Regions from separate parts of the Homo sapiens genome. Here region 2 is linked to region 1. Evidence: read pairs that join two places in POLR2A ChIA-PET (ENCODE). Cell type or tissue: HepG2. All regions are shown on one strand.

Region 1 (5,000 bases):
GAAGCAACACGGAGGCAGCACACACATATGAGGTGGATGAGCCCACAGAGTAGGAAAGCGGGCAAAACCATCTGTGCTGTCAGAAGCCTGCAAGGGGCTGGGCACAGTGGCTCACGCCTGTAATCCCAGCACTTTGGGAGGCCAAGGCAACTGGATCACAAGGTCAGGAGTTCGAGACCAGACTGGCCAACATAGTGAAATCCCGTCTTTACTAAAGATACAAAAAAATAGCTGGGTGTGGTGGCGCGAGCCTATAATCCCAGCTACTCAGGAGGCTGAGGCCAGAGAATTGCTTGAACCCAGGAGGCAGAGGTTGCGGTGAGGTGAGATTGTGCTGAGATTGTGCTCCAGCCTGGGTGACAGAGCGAGACTCTGTCTCAAAAAAAAAAAGAAGCCCGCGTGGCAGAGGCCCTGGGAGCTGGGGATGGGGGTGGTGGAGCATAGAGACTGGGGGTGCTTTCCAGGGTGCTGGTAGTGTTTTGTTTCTTTTTTTTTGAGATGGAGTTTCCTTCTTGTTGCCCAGGCTGGAGTGCAGTGGCGCGATCTCGGCTCACTTCAGCCTCCGCCTCCCGGGTTCAAGCAATTCTCCTGCCTCAGCCTCCTGAGTAGCTGGGACTACAGGCGCATGCCACCATGCCCAGCTAATTTTTTTGTATCTTTTAGTAGAGGTGGGGTTATTTTAATATAGTGTGTGTGTGCGTGTATATATATGTGTGTGTGTGTGTGTGTGTGTGTGTGTGTATGTGTGTGTATATATATATATATAAATAGACACCATCTCTCAATATCCACAGGGCAGATTGGCTCCAGGACCTCCTGCCGATACCCAAATCCACAGATGCTCAAGTCCCTGATTATAAAATGACATCATATATGCAAATAACCTCTGCACAGCACATCCTCCCCTATACTTTAAATCATCTCCAGATGACTTATGATACCCAAGACAATGTAAACATTTATTAGATTATATCATCTAGAGAATAATGACAAGAAAAAAAATCTGTACATGTTCAGTACAGACATAACATCTTTTTATGTTGTTTTTAATATTTTTCAGACTGAGGTTAGTTGAATCCACAGATGTGGAACCCACGGATATGGAGGACCGACTGTATATTCTATTGGTTCTGTTTTTTCTAGAGAATCCTGACCAATACACTGGTTATTAACTCATGATCCACCTAACCTCAAGGTGCCTCAGTTTTCTTATCTGGCCAATAGTACCCATTGCACAAGGTGGTTAGATTAAAGGAGAGGACACATGAATCCTCTAGGTTAGCACCTGGCATCCATGTGCACTCAATAAATGTTACCCAATACTGGGCATCCTCTGGTAGCACCTAGTACACCCTCAACTACAGCAGCCCTGGTCCTGTGTCATTGCCAGACATGCGCAGATTGACTTTTCTCTCCCAGAGGACGAATTCTTTAAGAGCAAGAAATGGCCGGACACGGTGGCTCACACCTATAATCCCAACACTTTGGGAGGTCGAGGTGGGCGGATCCCCTGAAGTCAGGAGTTCGAGACCATCCTGGCCAACATGGCGAAACCCCGTTTCTACTAAAAATACAAAAAATTAGCTGGGCATGGTGGCACATGCCTGTAATCCCAGCTACTCAGAAAGCTGAGGCAGGAGAATCACTTGAACCTGGGAGGTGGAGGGTGCAGTGAGCTGAGATTGAGCCACTGTACTCCAGCCTGGGTGACAAGAGCGAGACTCCGTCTCAAAAAAAAAAAAAAAAAAAGGCAAGAAATGTGGGGCATTGATTTTTGGATGCGTTACAATCTCTAGCATACACTATGTGCTCAATAAATATTTGCTGACTAGCTGAGTGAATTATTACCTACTAACACCTCTATAAGGCCATTGTTTGGCAAGGAATCTGCTAGCCCAGAGTCCAACAGAGTCTCTTCTGCTCCTATCACCCTACCCCCAAAACACCACTCTATTTTCCCAATGCCTTCCAAATCAGGAAGCAGGAGTCCTCCACTTTCTTGCCCATTCACCCTCCGGCCTGTATGCCCGAAATATTCAGAGTGGGGCTTCCCCTGCCCCACCCTAGGAATGAGACCCTCTGCAGAGCAGCCACCTTACCATCTAGAACATACTCTGCATGCCCAGTGCACACAGAGCCTACTGGGAAAGGGGCCAGTTCAACCTCCCATTCCTCTAGGCTCAGCCCAGATGCCACCTCCTCCATGAAGCTGTTTTCCCAGCTAGAAGTGACTGCTCCCTCTTGAGTACCCTCAGCCATCCCACCCAGCTCTCAGTGATGGGTCCCTGGGCCCCACACACTGTTGGAGGCCAGCATGTTTCTGTTGACTCACTTCGCCACTCATTCTTAGAAGCATTTATACTTGGCATTAGAGCCCATGGAATTCTTCATCACTTGCTCATTCATCATTTGCAGTGTACCTACTATGTGCCTGATGCTACATCAGGTGCTAAGGAGACAGACAAGGAACAAAGTAGACCCAGCCTGAGGGCAGGCTTCATGGAAGAGAGGACACCATGCCAAGGACAAGGTGGAGTTTGCCAGAGGAAGGGGTAGGGAGAGGCAGAGAGAACTTTTCAGACTAAAGACCCAGCACACCTGGACTGAGACAGGTCAAAAAAAGGGCGTGTTCCTAGTTGTTTGGAAAGAGGAAACAAAGTCAGAGAGCTTGAAATTCCCTGAATGAATAACCAATTGCTATTATACGAGAACAACAAAATCCTTCCCCTTCGCCCAGCCTATGTTTACACAGGGTGAGGAACTCAGTACAGCTGGAGTGGAGGAGGTGAGCAGGGTTGGGGGGTGACAGTGACCAGGAAGGACCATGAGGGGCCTGTCAGCAAAGTCTGCAGATACTCCACAGTAAAGCTTCTCTCTGAGCCCTGAGCGTTCACTGTCCAGTGGTCTAGAAAATTCTGTTTACTGGAAATCATTCAGACAGTGAGCCTGCTGGGCCCAAGAGTCATCAGTGTAGTACAGCCAAGGCTGTTCACACCTCATGGGGGTCCCCTCCGCTGGGAGGGTTTGGGGTGGGGAGAGACGAAGAGGTAAAGGGAGGAGCTGAGAGAAACAGCTAAAAGCAGAAAGGGAGAAAGGGCAAGTGGCCCAGCCTGCTCAGCTGATGTCTGCTTTGTGGCCTTCTAGGGTTTCTTGCTGGAATGCCTTGGTGACTGCCAGCGCCTTGGTAGTTCTCCTTCAGTCTTATCTTATATTTGGGGGCTGCAGGAAGTGTTTCGTAAGTGGCTGGAAGATTTGGCCAGGGGGGCTGTGGTTTGCTGACTGCCAACCTAAGCTGACCGCAGCTACCCCTTTTCTCCTTGCCAGGCAATCACGTGAATCTCTAGCCAATGAGATGTGAGGGGTATTTCTGGGAAATGTTTTACTTGTTCTTAAAGAGAGAGACTGGGCATGGTGGCACGTGCTTGTAGTCCCAGCTACTCAGGAGGCTGAGGTGAGAGGACTGCTTGAGCCCAGGAGTTGGAGACCAGTCTAGACAACATAGCAAGACCCTGTCTCTTTAAAAAAGAGAGAGAGAGTGGCCAGGCGCGGTGGCTCATGCCTGTAATCCCAGCACTTTGGGAGGCAGAGGGAGGCGGATCACCTGAGGTCAGGAGTTGGAGACCAGCCTGACCAACATGGTGAAACCCCATCTCTACTAAAAATACAAAATTAGCCAGGCGTGGGGGCGCATGCCTGTAATCCCAGCTACTTGGGAGGCTGAGGCGGGAGGCTGAGGCAGGAGAATCGCTTGAACCTGGGAGGTGGAGGTTGCGGTGAGCCAAGATCGCGCCATTGCTCTTCAGCCTGGGCAACAAGAGTGAAACTCCATCTAAAAAAAAAAAAAAAAAAAAAAAAGGAGAGAGAGAAGAGGAAAAAAAAGAGTGGGAAGAGATGGCTGCAGGGCCTCATCTGCTGTACTTTGTCCTGCTTGGATGTGGTGACTGGATCCCATCTTGGGACCATGACGGGAGCACCCAACACTGAGGTGGCAGAAGAGAGAAAGGGAAAGGGCCTGGTCCAGAGGCCACCATGGAGCTGCTGAATCAAGCAGCCCCTTAATCAACCAGCCCCCATGCTCCTTCACCTCAGGACTTCTTGCCATGCACATTAACACATTAACACATCTTCCTCATCGTTACAGCTGTTTGAATGGGGGACGTGTAAGCAACTGGAAACCAACCTCCAGCCAAAGTGCAGTCAAACGCGAGGACCCTGGGGCTGCCATGGTGTGAATGAGTTGCACATCCTGTGACACACGGGGCCACTTGACAGCCAGCCAGGTGAGCAGAGAGAGACCTACAGCTCTGTCGTTCACCCCAGAAGATGGGAAACAAGGGAGTTTCTAAGAAGAGACCTGTTGTGGGCCTGTTTTCCAGAGGGACAGTCCAGTCAGAGCTGCCTCCCATCTTTTCCTGGTGGGAGGTCCCTTACCATTCTTTTGAGCCAAAGCCTGGTCAATGAAGTCGGCAGCCCTTTCAAAGTAAGCGCTGAGGTTGAACTCCTGTGTGTCGTTGGCCTTGATGCCCAGGTATGTGATGCCGGAGTCCTTGTAGAAGTTGGCATTGGTGTTGACGTGCATGAAGGACCTGCCCTCAGCCGCGTTCAGCACATGGGTGATGCCTAGTTTCTGCAGCTTGGGGATGTCCTGAGCCACAGACCTGGACAGGAGACAGTGGTGGGGATGATTAACCAACCAAATGGCAGCCCCAGGGGGAGGAAGATGGAGAAGGATTTAAGCCTCTTAGCAAAGCAAGGAAACCCTCCATGCTCTGGCCCCTGCCAGCTTCTCCTGCCTCATCTTATGACCTCTTCCCTCACTCTGGCCATATCGAATTGCCAGCAGCTTCCCCAAATAGACTGGTGGTTTCATAGCCATGCTGTCCCCTCTGTCTGGAATGCTCTTTCCCACCTTCTCTGGAGAAATGCGCCCTCTCATCTTTCACACCCTCCGCAGTGTTTGTCTCCCCTCCATTCCATTTGGCCCCATGCTCCCTAAGCTG
Region 2 (5,000 bases), 610 kb after region 1:
TGGCCCCACATCCAGTCTCCCACCAAGTCCTAATAATCCGAGTCCTAAATATCTGTGAAGTCACTCCCATCTCTAACTCCACTGCCAAAATCCACATCCAGGTGGTCATTGTCTCTTGCTTGGATTAAGGCAAACACTTCCTAATTAGTCTTCAACTCTCCCATCTGCTCTCCACTCAGCACCCCATGTGTCTAAGCCACATACTTATATGCTTAAAACCCATCCTGGTTCTGGCTGCCCTCAGGCCAACTCCATGCTTTTTGAGTGGCTGTTAACCCCTCTGCAGCAAGTAGGGCTCCTCTCTTCCCTCACCATTGTAGCCATCCCGGTCGAGGTCGCCCAGGGGTGCGATGGCAGAGCCGAATCGCCCATAGAGCTGTGTGCCAGTCAGCAGGAGGCTGGGGGCACCCAGCGCGTGGGGGCCTCGCGGCTGCAGGAACAAATACACACGCCCCACTTCGGCCAGTTTTCGGTCTGCCCGGCTCTCCATATACAGTGGAGCGCCCACCAGCAGATCATGCCTCCTGTGGGCCAGATGAGTGGTTACATGGGACTGGACCAGGGGTATATTGGGGCTAGGGCCAAATCTCCTCGACCCTTGCTCTCCTGTTCCTCCAGTGGATACGTGAGACTAGGGCTAGGAAAGGGAGACAGAGGGCAGCTCTGGTAATTTGGGACCCAACTGGGTAGGGGTGGGGCATGTCCCTCCTCACCCATCCCCGTTGACGTCAGTGACAGCCACTGAATGCCCAAAATACGACGCCATCTGCAAGATGAGGAGCACCATCATTCACGCCGCTGGACAAGCATCCTCTTTAAGAAATGGGCCCTCACCTCCCATGAAATATTCTGAAGTCTCAGTTCCCCCTCCACCCAGCCACGCCCACTGGGACCTGGCCCCCACCTGCTCTCCGCGCAGCCGATGCAGCCTCTGGTAGTAGGAATCCAAAATTTCCACCTGCACGGACAGCGCAGGCGAGAGCATCATTCTTGTACCCAAAGCAACCTCCCACTCCAGGTGAGAAAGGGTGGTTTGGTGGAGGCGGGGCGGGGGTGGGGGGCGCTCAGGAGTTGTCAGCCTGAGAACTGGGATAAGGGGCTTCGGGAGGCCCAGTGGTGGGGGCACTTACCGCTCCCAGGGTCCAGCTCCAAGTGGGGGCACCGACGACATATTCTGGCGATAGGGAGAGCCAGGCTCAGGGAATGAGAGCCTTAGAACCTACCCACTTCCCGCTCCCCGTTCTGCACCCAGGGAAAAATGTGTGTGCAGGAAGATTTCCCTACATAGGGGAGATTTCAGGAAGGCGCTCCTCCCCGGGCTGGGCTACCCAACTCCCGCCCTAAGTGGATTTCTTGCCTGTAGTGTTGAGATCCCCGTCGAACTCGCCCACGGCCACCGAGTACCCTGAGGACAAGGGCGCAAATTAGTCTTTTCCAGGGGAGGAAGCACAGAGGGGACGGAGGGCAAAGAAGGAGGAGATTAAGGCCACTCAGCCCCAGCCCTGCATTGTGCAGATGGAAAAACGGAGGCCTTCGAGGGGCCAAGCCCTGCCCCAGGCTGCGCTACGAGTCCGCAGTGGAAGGGAGCGGTGGGCGCATGGGAGGTGGGCGGTCTGCGGGGAAGCCGCAGGAGCGGAGGGCGGGAGCGGCTTAGGCGGTGGGTTGGCCGGCAGGGGTGGCCATGGAGGCTCCCACAGGGGCAGGACCTGACCGTCTGCGGTGGGCGGTGACCCTCGGGGTGCTGGAAGTCTGGAATGGCGGTGTTACCCCAGTAGCCGTCGAAGTACTCTGGGTTGCTGGAGTCAAAGGAGAGGCTCTGGGAGGACACGTGCCACAAAAGGATGCCTGGGCGGTAACTCGAGAAAATATCCGCAACTGGAGCCTGGGCCAGGAGACCTAGGGCGGGAGGGACAGCGGGTGTGAAGCCCAAAGCGGTCTCCTTGGGCCGCGAGAAGGGAGGGAGGTGTACGGATGGGCACGTACCTAAGAAATAATAGCCGCCAGGAGCCCCAAGCACCAGCTCTCCGGCCTGGAAGGGAAGTCCTGAGGGTGAGAGGGGGCCCTGTTTGGGAGCCGCCCCCACTGCGCTTTTGCTCCCTACTCGCCTGAGTGACCACGGAGCTGAAGCCCGCTTCACAGTAACGCTTGTCCCAGCCTGCAGGAGACAAGGAGGAGGGGTCAGCGCAGGGGTGAAGGGAGGCGCGCGCGAGCCCGGAGGAGGGCTGGGGGACAGGGGCGGGGCCTTGAGTCGGCGGGGCCCTGGGGCGAGGCCAGATCCAAAGCAAGGGCTGCGGCGCTGGGGGCGGGATCCGATGGGGGCGGGGCCAAGCCGTCGCGAGTGGGCGGGGCCAGGTCGTAGCTGGCGCTTACTAAAATCATTTTCCACGTAAATGCGGCTCAGGGTGTTCCCGCGACAGGGGGAGTACTCGGCGCGGCGGCCGCTCTCTGGCTGAGCCAAAAAGCAGCTACCTACGGGCGTCTTCTCAGCCTCCTCAGTCTTTTCTAGGACGTTCCAGTGCTGCCAGGGGGCGCAGGCCTGGAGAAAGGCCACAGGAGTGGGGACGGGCGCGAGACTTGGGCTCCTCCTGGCCCCAGGTGTCCCTGCCCCCGATTGTTCCCTGTGCCCTGTACCGCGGGGCCCACCACAATGACGTCGCTCCAGCTGACGACCGACGCCCCCAGTCCTTGGCGGGCCTTGAAGGTTTGTAAAGTTTGGGAGCCTACATTTCGGGTCTCATCACCTGGAAGGCACAAGAAGGGGTGGGGCGCTGAAGCCCGGCAGTCCACGTCCCTCTGACCCCAACCTTGCTCTCCTTGCCTGGGACTCACGGAGGTCAAAGAGCAGCGAGGGGCACTGGCCGCCCTCGGCCCTCCAGGGGCACAGGAACACGCCGCCCGTCTCCTCCTGGCTGGGGCCCAGGGTCCGCGGGGCGCCCACCACGATGGCCACTCTGCATAGGAAAGCTGGGTGAGCGCCGCGCAGATTCCAGCGTATCCCAGGCCCTGGCGCCGGCGCTGGGAGCACTGCCCGGAAGGCCATGTGGCATGGGGGCACTGGACCATCTTTCCTCAATGACACCTCACAGACCACCGTGATGTACTTCTTCATCTTATGGACAGTGAAACCGACTCTCAGCGAGGGCAATCACGTGGCTAAAGTAACCCAGTGAGTTGAGAGTAGAGCTGGGACTATAACCATTTGGTTTGATTTGAACACCAGGGGTTTGAGATCTTTGCTGAAAAAGACCTAAACTCTGTACAACACCTCCATCCTTCCACCCGCAACAAGAACCAGCGGTTCACATGCTCCCTGGAATGCCTGCCTAGACTGTTACCAGATCCCCTCTTGAGAGCTGGTTTTAATGAGGGAAGGTAGCGGGTACCTCTAAAGTGGGGCTGGAGTGTGTGTGCTGATAGGAGGACCCTAGCAGATCTAGGTTTAAATCACAATTCTGCCATATGTGAAATAGGAATACCAATTTCATAACCAATGACTGGTTTTCACAACCAGTCAATGCTGTCAGGAGTAAATGTAATAAATACGAGTAACGGTTAGCATGGTCCCAGCCAAATACATAACAAACGCTCTTGAAACAATGCTATAATTTTAAAAAATAATTTTGTTGTTTTGAGACAGGGTCTCATTCTGTTGCCCAGCTGGAGTGCAGCAGCATGATCACAGCTCACTGTAGCCTTGATCTCCAGGGCTCAAGCAATCCTCTCCCCTCAGCCACCCTAGTAGCTGGGACTGCGGGTGTGCAACACCATGCCTGGCTAATTAAAAAAAATTTTTTTATAGGCTGGGCATGGTGGCTCACACCTGTAATCCCAGCACTTTGGGAGGCCAAGGGATTACAGGCGTGAGCCTCTGTGTCTGGCCCATAATATTTTTTTAGCCTGCAGGATGTTTAAGTAGTGCCAATGGGATCACTACTTATAGGAGGGGAAATCAGCAGGAGTGGGCACAGGAAGGAGTTGAGCTGATTCAGGCCCAATGACAGCATTCGCCAACACCCCACGAGCTTTGGAACTAGAATGACCCTTCAAAATTGTCAGAGTTGGCCGGGTGTGGTGGCTCACGCCTGTAATCCCAGTACTTTGGGAGGCCGAGGCAGGCTGATCACCTGAGGTCAGGAGTTTGAGACCAGCCTGGCCAACATAGTGAAACCCTGTCTCTACTAAAAATACAAAAATTAGCCGGGCATGGTGGCATGCACCTGTAATCCCAGCTACTCGGGAGGCTGAGACAGGAGAATCGTTTGAACCCAGGAGGCAGAGGTTGCAGTGAGCCGAGATCACCCCATTGCACTCCAGCCTGGGCAACGAGAGCGAAACTCCATCTCAAAAAAAAAGAAGAAAAAAAGTCTGGGCATGGTGGCTGAAGCCTGTAATCCCAGCACTTTGGGAGGCCAAGGCGGGTGGATCACCTGAAGTTGGGAGTTCGAGACCACCCTGACCAACATGGAGAAACCTCGTCTCTACTAAAAATACAAAATTAGCCGGGTGTGGTGGCACATGCCTGTAATCCCAGCTACGCGGGAGGCTGTGGCAGGAGAATCGCTTGAACCCGGGAGGCAGAAGTTGCGGTGAGCCAGTGATTGTGCCATTGCACTCCAGCCTGGGCAACAAGAGCGAAACCCCATCTCAAAAAAAAAAAAAAAAAAAAAAAAAAAAGAAGAAGAAGAAAAAAAGAATTGTCAGAGTTGATGAAAGAGGGCTGGACCCTTATCAAATGCCTCCCCCACACCTGCCTCCACTCTCCCCACTCACCCACTTCTCATTGATCAGACACTGGATGTGGGCCATCTTGGGAGGGGACTTGGAGTGAACTGGCTCTCTTCAGCAGAGGAAATCCCCTAAGTGGCTGACACTTGAAGGCTATCTGCCATTGCCACCCATTGCCACTCCCTGAAGCTGGTGGGCACAGTGTCTCTCACAATAGTAGCTCAGGGTACACGCTATGAAGAGGAGGAGCCAAGACTCTAATCTTGGCACTCTTG

The links. ChIA-PET counts read pairs that join two places held together with the same protein. Peaks named below come from ENCODE experiments on the same cell type or tissue, not always from the same donor. Only the 100,000 strongest peaks of a DNase experiment are listed, where the experiment ranks them.
Region 2: POLR2A ChIA-PET joins it to region 1 with 5 read pairs; 2 of 35 experiments call an interaction of 5 or more read pairs at or near these places.

What each region holds. Positions count from the first base shown.
Region 1 is chr17:43,770,281-43,775,280 of GRCh38, forward strand. DUSP3 (dual specificity phosphatase 3) reads right to left here. Exons shown (of 3, transcript NM_004090.4): 2 at 4,432-4,658. Among named protein-coding and RNA genes, the nearest start is that of DUSP3, 6.2 kb to the right of the region's middle. In HepG2, no CTCF peak of the experiment used is centred here; a DNase peak (open chromatin) is centred at 1,881.
Region 2 is chr17:44,383,181-44,388,180 of GRCh38, forward strand. ITGA2B (integrin subunit alpha 2b) reads right to left here. Exons shown (of 30, transcript NM_000419.5): 2 at 2,830-2,951; 3 at 2,644-2,741; 4 at 2,371-2,536; 5 at 2,106-2,155; 6 at 1,984-2,029; 7 at 1,768-1,896; 8 at 1,358-1,405; 9 at 1,131-1,174; 10 at 905-958; 11 at 714-766; 12 at 313-524. Among named protein-coding and RNA genes, the nearest start is that of ITGA2B, 4.0 kb to the right of the region's middle. RefSeq lists an enhancer at 2,530-2,669. In HepG2, a CTCF peak has its summit at 2,474; a DNase peak (open chromatin) is centred at 2,221; H3K4me3 peaks cover 1,362 bases; H3K27me3 peaks cover 3,170 bases.